Regions from separate parts of the Homo sapiens genome. Here region 2 is linked to region 1. A link is a contact called in ENCODE Hi-C data. All regions are on one chromosome and are shown on one strand. The core of a region is the stretch at or near the end of the contact, and the rest is flanking DNA. Distances in the headings are between cores, read along the strand shown. Region 1 holds the start of ARHGAP33 (Rho GTPase activating protein 33). Region 2 holds the start of CAPNS1 (calpain small subunit 1).

Evidence for each region. A loop is a pair of places that touch in the nucleus more often than their neighbours do. Pooled maps may share reads with other maps.
Region 2: a loop to region 1 is called in a pooled map, with 13 times the contacts of the local background. The contact joins the promoter of CAPNS1 here to the promoter of ARHGAP33 in region 1. A Hi-C loop is called at or near these places in 7 of 50 pooled maps.

The regions. Positions count from the first base shown.
Region 1 is chr19:35,772,175-35,777,534 of GRCh38, reverse strand. It overlaps ARHGAP33 (Rho GTPase activating protein 33), which reads right to left and starts at 1,971. Exons shown (of 21, transcript NM_001366178.1): 1 at 1,871-1,971. The coding sequence starts at 1,876. RefSeq lists enhancers at 1-398, 2,420-2,479 and a silencer at 1,710-2,189.
Region 2 is chr19:36,137,182-36,142,541 of GRCh38, reverse strand. CAPNS1 (calpain small subunit 1) reads right to left here and starts at 2,476. Exons shown (of 11, transcript NM_001749.4): 1 at 2,385-2,476; 2 at 1,322-1,545; 3 at 209-242. The coding sequence starts at 1,530. It overlaps LOC105372385 (a long non-coding RNA gene), which reads left to right and starts at 2,560. Exons shown (of 3, transcript XR_935954.3): 1 at 2,560-2,651. RefSeq lists enhancers at 2,010-2,069, 2,160-2,209.

The DNA.
Region 1 (5,360 bases), core at 722-3,221:
TGAGCATGAAGCAGGATGGCAGGTCGGGGGAGGTGAGGGCTGGGCTGAGGACAGGACTGCTTCTTCGTGTGTGGTCTGGGGTGGGGGACTGGAGAAGCAGGGGCCAGACGTGAGGCGGGGCAACAGGATGGAGAGCATGCTGGTCCCATCTCTCCCTGCTGAAAACCCTTCCGTAGCCCCTGCAGAGTACAGTGATCTCCTACCACTGTCTAGACAATCACAACTCCCATCTCATCAGCCTTCCTGCTTCCAGCCTCTCCCCTCCTGCCAGCTTTTCCGCAATAGCCTGGATCGTTTTCAGAAAACACAAATCTGGCTCTATTTCTCCATAGATCCTGGGCCTTCAATGACTCCCTGTTGTCTTCAAGACGAAGTCTGAATTCTCTGGTCTGATAATCGAGACTTCCCTGAGCTGATTTCTGTTTACCTCTCCAGTCCCATCTCTTCCCATTGCCCCCACTCTCAGAGCTCTTGAACTTCTAAGAGTCCAAAAAAAGCACCCTCTTCTCATTTCCTTCTAGGCCTTTGCAAAGGCTGTTCCCTCAGCCTGGAACACTCGCCCCACCTTTCCCTGGGTACATTCATCCTCACTCCCACCCCTCAGGTCCCAACTCACATGTGCCCTCCTCCAGGAAGTTCTCCCTGACCCTTCAGGCTGCACCTGGCATCTCCTCTGGACTCTCTCCATCCCCTGAGGTTCCCCCATCCCAGGTTCCATGCCTTGACCAGAGCTTCTCCCTTCACAGCTCTGATCACTCTGAGATGGCACTGGTGGTGACAAGTTCATCTCTCTCATTGGACTATGACCGGCCTCCCAGAAGGAGGGCCCCAGACTGAGCTCCCCAGCATAGAGCTGGGCATTGAGTTGGTGTTCAGACATGATTGTTCCTGATTCTTTTCTGGGTCCCCAGTGCCAGCCCAGTCGCGCGCAGCAGGGACTGGGTAAAATCTGATGAATAAATTAACCAGCTGCCAGACAGATTCACTGGGCTGTAGCGTCTCCCTGCTCCATGTCCCTGCAACCCCCAGTCACCCTCAGGGTCTCACCCTCAGGGTCTGTCCCCCTCCAGCCCATAAGGTTCCCCAAGGCAGGATGGGAGCTGACTCTCTCTGTGCCTGGAGCGTGGGGCCTGCACAGAGGCGGTCTCAGTGAATGTCTGCTAAGTGAGGGAATGAATGGATGAATGAGCGGGAGCAGCATGGTGGGAGAGGGAAATGGTGGGGGAGGGGGATGAGGACAAGGAGATGGAGCAGACCCGAGGATCAAGGGAGGTACAGTGCTGGCCTGTTGGGGTGGAGTAAGGAAGGAGTGGCTGGAGAGACGAGGCAAAGGCTCAGACTGATGCGGGGCGGGGGGGATTGAGAGGAACTGGGATAGGGTGAAAATGAGGGAGAAGGAGAAGAAAAGGGTCAGGCTGGGGATGGAGCGGGTGGGGGGTGGGGCTCGGGAATGAGAAAGGGGCTGTGGGGAGGAGGAGGGGGCTCCGCCGGGGAGGGCTGAGGGCTGGCAGAAGGATGCCGAGGAAGGTGCTGGGATGGGAGCTGGGGAAGGACCCAGGAGCCTCAGGAGGCCCCTGCAGGGGCCACTTGGGTGGCGCGGGTCCCTTCCTGGACTAGCCCCGCCTCCTCCCAGCCCAGGCCCTAGGTCCCTGTCACCCCATCCAGGGCGTGGAAGACGGGGATGCGCGCTTAGGGGGCGGGGTCGAGGTACGGGCTGGGACCCGGGATGGGGCCGCAGGACGGGAGGGACCACGGCTGAAGCACAGGCCGCGGGATCGGGCGGGGCCGGGGGCGGGGCGCGCGGGGCGGGGCTGCGCACGGACAGACTGACATCCGGACGGACAGGCTGACGGCCGCGTGGGACCCTTACCACCATGGTCGCGTAGCCTCCTCAGGCCCCGGCCGCGCTCGACCCCTCGCTCGCCGTTCTCGTCGCCGCTGCCGCCGCCATGGCGACACAAAGGGGAGGGCGCGAGCCGCGCGCGGGCGGCTGCAGACCCCGCCCCTAACGGCTGCCCGTGGCTCCGGCGCGCGCCCCACGGGGGCGGGGGGCAGCGGGAACGCGGCGCTGCTTCTCATTGGCTCCGCCCTTGGCCTTAGGCCGATGCCCCGCCCACCCGGAGGCTTCTCATTGGTTTCACCTTGGGCTCCGCCCCGGCTCTGTGTCCTCGGTCCCGCCCCTCGAAGTTTGACAGCGCCACGCCCATGACTGCTTTTCATTGGCTGTCATCGCCCTCCTGAGACAAGCCCCCAGGTTCTTTATGCTTTGCTTCCGACACTTCCAACACCAAGCAATGGACCCTACCTTTCGTCCACTCCCAGTGTCCATTCTTCTGACTTTTTTATTTTTATTTCTTTAAGAGACAGGGTCTCACTCTGTCGCCCAGGCTGGAGCGCAGTCCTGCAATCGTGGCTTACTGCAGCCTCAACCTCCTGGGCTCAAGCGATACCTCCCATGTAGCTGGGACTACAGGCGTGCGCTACCACGCCTGGCTAATTTTTTTTAGACATGGGGGTCTCACTATGTTACCCAGGATGGTCTTGATCTCTGGGGCTCAAGAGATACTCCCTCCTCAGCCTCCTTTCAAAGCGCTGGGATGACAGGCGTGAGCCACCACGCCAGCCAGCCCCTGATAGTCTTAATTGGATTCTCCCACGGCCTCAGAGCAGTGCCCAGTTCCTTAAGCAGCTTTTCAAAGTCCCAGTCCCAAGTCTCACCTTTTCAGTCCTGATCCCGACCCCGCTCACATAATGCCGAGGACGCTCCGCCCATGGACGTTTCTCGTTGCCTCATATACCTTGCCTAGGACGTAACCCGAGGCTTTCTGCGATTTGGCCTCCCCTGCCCACTGGACATTTTCTTGTTTCCCCTTCTACTGCTTATTACGGGCCAATCTCCAGCCTTGATTTTTTTTTTCTAGGAAAATGCTTAGGGGGAAATGCCAGATCATGCTTATGCCCCCCATAAAGCCATTCCCAATGGAGCCTGCTAATACTGAGCATGCCCAGATAACACTGTAATAACGCCCTTCACAGGAGGGTCTCTCCTTAGTCATGCCCTCAACAAATTCTCATCTCAGAGGGTCTTGGTCTGTTCATTCATTCATTCATTCATTCATTCACTCAAACTCTAATCAATTTGTACATACATCAACAACCAAACCAGGAGAAAATATACCCTGCCCACATTGGAGCTCAAAAGCTACTGGGAGAAGACAATGAACAAAATTAACATTAAACAAAATATAGAATATTAGGCCAGGCGTGGTGGCTCACGCCTGTAATCCCAACACTTTGGGAGGCCGAGGCGGGCAGATCACTTGAGGTCAGGAGTTCGACACCAGCATGGCCAGCATGGAGAAACCCCGTCTCTACTAAAAATACAAAAATTAGCCAGGTGTGGCGGCGGGCGTGCCTGTAATCCCAGCTACCTGGGAGGCTGAGGCAAGACAATGGGTTGAACCCAGGTGGCAGAGTTTGCTGTGAGCCGAGATCGCGCCACTGCACTCCAGCTTAGGTGTTGAAGTGAGACTCTGTCTCAAAAAAAAAAAAAAAAAAAAAAAAAAAAAGCTGGGGACAGTGGCTCACGCCTGTAACCCCAGCACTTTGGGAGGCCGAGGCGGGAGGATCACAAGGTCAGGAGTTCGAGACCAGCCTGGCCAATATGCTGAAACCCCGTCTCTACTAAAAATACAAATATTAAAATTAGCCAGGTGTGGTGGCGTGTGCCTGTAATCCCAGCTACTCAGGAGCCTGAGACAGGAGAATTGCTTGAACCCAGGAGGCGGAGGTTGCAGTCAGCCGAGATTTTGCCACTGCACTCCAGCCTGGGAGACAGAGCAAGACTCTGTCTGAAAAAAAAAAAAAATATTAGAAGGTGATTCATTCTATGGAGAATAATTAAGCAAGGGCTGGTGAAAGGGAGTGCTGAGGGAGAGGTGAATGTGCAGTTACTTATGTACTAAATTTGCTGACCTCACTCTCATCACAGGGATTTCCCACACGATATTCCTTCTGTCTAGTGTTTCCCCATCAACCCCTGCAGTGATTTTTTTTTTTATTTTTTAATTTTTCTGGGTACATAACAGGTATATTTAGGTATATATATTGAGGGGGCACATGAGATGTTTTGATACAGGCATGCAATGTGTAATAATCACATCATGGAGAATGGGGTCCTGCAGTGATTTTAAAACAGCTGCAAATTCTCTGACACTCTTCTTATCAAGACGCGGACTCTATGATTGCTTTCTATGAATCTGGGTGGGACTAGGATAGCTTCAACCAATAGAAAACAGTGGAAGTGACACGGTGATTTCTAAGGCTATGTGATGAAAGGCAATGCAGCTTCTTGACCAATGTTCTCGTCCACTGGAATGAGCTGTAGAACCATGGTGCATCATATGCGAAGTGTGACTATGCTGAAGCAGACATGCTTTGAGGAAGCCCAGGCCAATGGAGCTATGTATAGGCATTAGTCAATAGTCCCAGTCAGACTGGGAGAAGACCACGGAAGAAGTTCTGGAGGATTCTACTCCACAGCCATCAAGTCTATCAAGTCACCTTTGAGTCTTTCCAGGTGAATCCCCAGACATCATGGAGGAGACAAAAATTGTCCCCATATGAGCCCTGTCCAAACCTCTGACTCTCAGAATCCATGAGCATAATAAAATAATTGTTTTATGCCACTAAGTTTTGGGAGCGGTTATCCAACTAGAGTAATTAGGACAGCCCTTTGTTAACTAGATAATTTCTACCTGTCTCAGCTTAAGTGTAACTTCCTCAGGAATGCTTCTAGACCCCACCCGTGACCCAGCTAGATCAGGTTCTGCTACTATAGTATCTTTTATTTCTCCTTATATCTAAACAGCTATTTTTCTTGTCAATTACATTTTTTTGTTAGTTTGTTTGTTTTTGAGATGGAGTCTCACTCTGTTGCCCAGGCTGAAGTGCAGTGGCACCATCTCAACTCACTGCAGCCTCCGCCTCCCATGTTCAAGCAATTCTCCTGCCTCAGCCTCCTGAGCACCTGGGACTACAGGCACCCGCCACCAGGCCCAGCTAATTTTTAGTGGAGACAGAGTTTCACTATATTGCCCAGGCTGGTCTCTAACTCGTGACCTCAAGTGATCTGCTCGCCTTGGCCTCCCAAAGTGCTGAGATTACAGGCCTGTGCCACTGTGCCCACTCTGATTTCATTTAAATGTATGGTTTGCTTAGAAAGGTTAGAAACAGGCCGGGTGCGGTGCCTCACACCTGTAATCCCAGCACTTTGGGAGGCCGGGGCAGGTGGATCATGAGGTCAGGAGTTCGAGACCAGCCAGACCAACATGGTGAAACCCTGTCTCTACTAAAAACAC
Region 2 (5,360 bases), core at 1,227-3,726, 360 kb before region 1:
GGAAAAGAATGAGGGGTGGTAGTGAATGGGGTGCACGTATGTGGGGCATGGCTAAGACCCATGGCGAAGCTGCAGACACGGCATGGGAGGAACTGGCAGAGGAATTTCACAAGAAGGGGAGGAAGGTGGGGCTTCTCTACAGGAACAGGGATGGGACCTCGAAGAGGCCTTGGCAGGAGAAGGGGGTCTGGTTGCAGAGGGGGCTTACCGGGGGCTCCGGGTTGTACTGCGCAGCCGCCTCGCTGCGAAGAGATAAGGGGGAGGGGTTAGTGCCAGGGGCGGGGCCTCCAACGGGCAGCACTACAGAACCATCAGCCCCAACGCTCCAGACCCCAGCCGTTATCTTCCTTACTTGGTTGCTGTGCCTTTCATTTGTTCTTGTCCTCATCTGTCCCAATCCACACTGCCCTGGTCGTGCCCCTCTTCTCCCTTCCTCAGGCCAACCCCACCCTCGAGGAAACCCAGAGACCGGTCCCCTGGGAGGCTCCCCTCCTGCCAGGCACACCTACCCAGTGGCAGATTTCAGTCATCTTGGCCACCCTAAACCTAAAAAATCCCACGTAGAATCAAAAGACCCCGCCCCTTGGAGGGCTCACTTCATAGAGGCTCTGCCCCAGCTTCCCAAGGCCTTATCCTCCTCAGGTGCCATCTGCCCAAGACCCTACTCCATGGCCCGCTTCCTAAATGCCCGTCTTCCCAACATCCTACCCCAGCCATTGGTCCCCGCCCCTTCAAGGGATCACTGCTAAGTGGCCGTGGCTAATTAAGCCAACCTGCCCTATCCCTACCAGGGCATTTTTCTCCATTAATCCAGCCAGTTCCCAGCAAGCCCAGCCCATTCTGGGCCATTTACCCTACCCCATTAGGTCTTGCTTCCTCCTGGGCTCACCTCCTCATTAACCCACCTAAAACCTCTGACCACACTCATAAGTCAAGCCCCTTCCGTAAAATGTCACTCAGACGCATTGGCTCCGCACCTTTAACGTTCATCTCCAGGTTAGCCAATGCAGGCTGAGCCCAGACCCATAAGCCCCACCCGCCAAAACTCCACATCAGTCCCCTCAGGACCACATTGTCCTGGTCCCACACAATCAGACTACTCCCATATCAAGCACCGCCCCCAATGACTGATATCCGCCTCACTGGGGTCCACCCCCTTACAGCAGAACTCTCAAACCAGGCCTCCCCGGCCTAATTCATGTACCCAGGTTAGCCTCCAGGTTAATCCTATTCTATTTTTAGACCACGCCCCTCCCAGACCACGCCTCACTGAGGCTCCTCCCATTCCCAGGCCCCGCCCCTCTGATAGTCTCCGCCTTACCTGATGGCGCTGATGACTCCGCCTAGGATGCGCATGGCCGTTCCACCGCCACCGCCGCCTCCACCACCGCCGCCGCCGCCGCCGCCGCCGCCGCCGCCCCCGGCCCCGCTGATCAGGCCTCCAAGCACATTTCCCAGGCCCCCACCCAGGCCCCCGCCTCCCCCGCCGCCGCCGCCGCCGCCCTTCAAGAACGAGTTAACCAGGAACATGGCTGCGACTCACTGCTGGGGGGAAAAAAGGGGACCAGTGGGTGCTTCGCCCCTGAGCCCACACCCTCCCTTCAAACACGCATTTCCGGCAGCTGGACCTGGGAGGAATCTGAAGCCTCCGGGTGGGGGTCTGAGTTTGCGAGGGCGGGTTGTCCGCGGATGGGTGGGGCAGGTATGGGGGATCAGGTTTGCAACCTCCTCAGGTCTAAAAGGCACCCGTGGGGCTTGAGGGAGCCTGGACTGGGTGCACGCGTGAAGGGGAGGGTGCAGATCTGGTGGGGGTTCTCTTGGTGGGGACCCCAAGTTGGCGTAAGGCGTTCCCGACATGTCTGGGCGCTAGAATGTGAGATCCAGAGCCCAGCCTGAATGTAGAGGTCCTTGGCAGGTCATGGGCGCGGAGCAAACATCCACGGCCTAAAGGGCCCCAGGGCGGGGTTTAGGAAATCCCAAATGTGGGCTTGAGAATTTAGGTATTCCCAGCGGCAGGATTCCAGTGTCACCTCTGGCTCTGTGGGCTCGGGTCTAAGATCGTGGCTGTGAGCTCTGGGTTCCCGGACAATGGGGTTCCCCGCTGGAACTGGGGGCACAGATCTACGATCGCGGTTCAGGACACCCCAAGGAAGAATTCACAGGGTATCTCTGAAACCTATGGGCCTGTATTTTGGATCATGAGACAGAGGGTGGAGAAGGGTCCCCGGGACGGCATAAAAGGAGATCGAACAGGTCTGAGGGTTCGAATCTGAGACCATGGATCTGGGGGGCTCCTGAGGCCGAGACTTCACGGTTTCGCCGGGTCTGGGGGCCGCCAAAGTCGGAGTTGCGGGGTGCGGAGGGGGTACGGGCCGGGCGCTTACCGCCGCACACGTCCGGAGTTCTGGGAGTCGGTTCCACTGCCGCTCCCGGGCCTCCCGCAGCGTCCGGCTCCGGAGGGCGGGGCCGGTGACTCAGGCCGCAACTCTCGGGTCGGACACTGCACCGCGGCCCTGCTGTCGCCCGCGCGGTCCTAGAGCCGAAGCGGACATTGCGCATGCGCACCCCACACCGCCCGGCTAGCTGGATCCAGGTCTGGGCCCCGCCCTACGCGTTTCCAGCGCCGGAGGTCTTAATCCCGCCCTGACTCGGTAGGCGGGGGTCTTCCCGACACCCCTCAGGTCTGGGTGGAGGCACCCGCGGACGAGAACTCGGAGGGGACCCACCCCCCGAGTGTCGTAGTGTGAATTTTCACCCTAGGGCATGCCAATATCCTTCCAGGGTGGCGGTTTTCGGTCCGCTCACTAAGGGACTCCGCACGGGCCCTCTGCAGGTGTTGTCGCGACAAACACCTCCTGGAGGCCTGGAGTATGGTTTGACTCACACGCTGGGGGACAGTCGCCCGTGTCTGTGGCGAGGATTGAGGCTGGATTGCCTTTCCCAGTGCCTGCAGCAGCCCGGATGGCAGTCAAACCGCAGGCAGCGCCTGCGCCGCCTCCCAGGCGAACCTTACCACGCCCCCGCCCCAGTCAGGGGCCACCAGAATCATTCCTTCCTGGACTGGCCCAAAGAGTGTCCTCAGTATGCTAGCCTCTAAAGAAGGCCCCAGACACAGGAAGATTCCTTTGGCCACGGCCTGGTTTCTTTATTTACTTAAAAAATATTATTGTTTTTACATAATAGAGACGGAGGTCTCGCTATGTTGCCCAGGCTGCTCTTGAACTCCGGGCCTCAAGCCGTCCTCCTGCCTCAGCCTCCCAAAGTACTGTGAGGTACTGGGATTACAGGTATGGGCTACCGGCCTTTTTTTGATTTAATTTAATTTTTTACAATAATATTTTTACATAGCCTGGTTTCTTTTCTTTTCTTTTCTTTTTTTTTTTTTTTGTTTTGAGACAGCGTCTTGCTCTGTTGCCCAGGCTGGGGTGCAGTGGCGCCATCTCAGCTCACTGCAGTCTCTGCCTCCCAGGTTCAAGCGATTCTCCTGCCTCAGCCTCCCGAGTAGCTGGGATTACAGGCATGCACCACCACACCCAGCTAATTTTTGTATTTTTAGTAGAGACGGGGTTTCACCATGTTGGCCAGGCTGGTCTCAAACTCCTGATCTTAGGTGATCCACCTGCCTCGGCCTGCCAAAGTGCTAGGATTACAGGCATGAGCCACGGGAGTCCAGTACTTTTTCAGGACTCATCGGGGGGAGCTAAATCTGGCCCCCAGGCAGGCTGGCTGGCTCTTATCCCCTACCCTGCAGGCTGGCTAGGCTTGAGTTGAATCCTGGCTGTGCCCTGTAATAACTGCACAACCCCAAAAGAGTGGCTTGATATTCCTGAGCAGCGATTTTCTCATCTGTAAAATGGGAACATGGGTTGCTCCATACCACTAGGCCCCCTATCAAAATTAAATGATATCTGCAGCAATACTGATTATTAAAAAAAAAACTTAAGTGGTGGCTGGGTGAAGTGGTTCATGCCTGTATTCCCTGCATTTTGGGAGGCTGAGGCAGGAGGATCTCTTGAGCCCAGGAGTTTGACTCCAGCCTGGGCAATATAGTGAGACCTTGTCTCTACAAATAATACAGAAATTAGCTGAATGTGGTGGCATGCGCCTAGTCCCAGCTACTCTAGAGACTGAGGTGGGGGGATCACCAGAGCCCAGGAGGCGGGGGTTGCAGTGAGCCGAGATCATGCCACTGCACTACAATCTGGGTGACAGAGCGAGACTCTGTCTCAAATAAATACTGGGCACAGTGGCTCATGCCAATAACCCCAGGACTTTGGGATGCTGAGGCGGGCAGATCACCTGAGGTCGGGAGTTCGAGACCAGTCTGACTAACATGGAGAAACCCTGTCTCTACTAAAAAATACAAAATTAGCCGGATGTGGTGGTGCATACCTGTAATCCCAGCTACTCGGGAGGCTGAGACAGGAGAATCGCTTGAACCCAGTAGGCAGAGGTTTCAGTGAGCCAAGATTGCACCATTGCACTCCAGCCTGGGCAACAAGAGTGAAACTCCGTCTCCAATAAATAAATAAATAAATTGGTGATAAATGCTTTGTAAATGCCCCCATTAGCTCTGTGTCTGTGCTCATGCTGTTCCCTCAGCCTCGAGGCCAGCTGTATTCCTCAGCTGGTAGACTCTTAGTCTTCCTTAAATAGTACAAAAACAGGCCAGGTGTGGTGGCTCACGCCTGTAATCCCAGCACTTTGGGAGGCCGAGGTGGGCAGATCACTGAGGTCAGGAGTTTGGGACCACCCTGACTAACATGGTGAAATCCTGTTTCTACTAAAAATACAAAAAATCAGCCAGGCGTGGTGGCGTGTGCCTGTAATCCCAGCTACTCGGGAGGCTGAGGCAGGAGAATCGCTTGAACCCGGGAGGCAGAGGTTGCAGTGACTCGAGATCGTGCCATTGCACTCTAGCTTGGGCAACAAGAGCGAAACTGTCTCAAAAAAAAAAAAAAGATACAAAAACAAGTAACCATCAACCACTCCTCCAAGTGCTTGACGTCCATCAGTTCCCTTGTTCTCCTAACAGCCCTGTGACATAGATGCTATTTATTATCCCCATTTTACAGATAAGTAAACCGACTCTGAGGTTAAACCCAAGCAGTCACTCTCCCTAGCCTGTATCCTTAACCACTACCCTTATGCGTTAATAATATAATTAATATAATAGGTCAAATAACAACATCACAACAGACAAAACTAGTTGCAGCTGATGTTTCCTGAGGCCTTGCTGGGGCCAGGCCAAGGTAACTGCTACACAAGCCTTGTCTGCAGGGCAGGAGAGAGAATGGAGATTCTGAAAGGCAGGGTCACGGAGGGTGGCAGAACCAGATCTGAACCCGGGCTTGGCACAG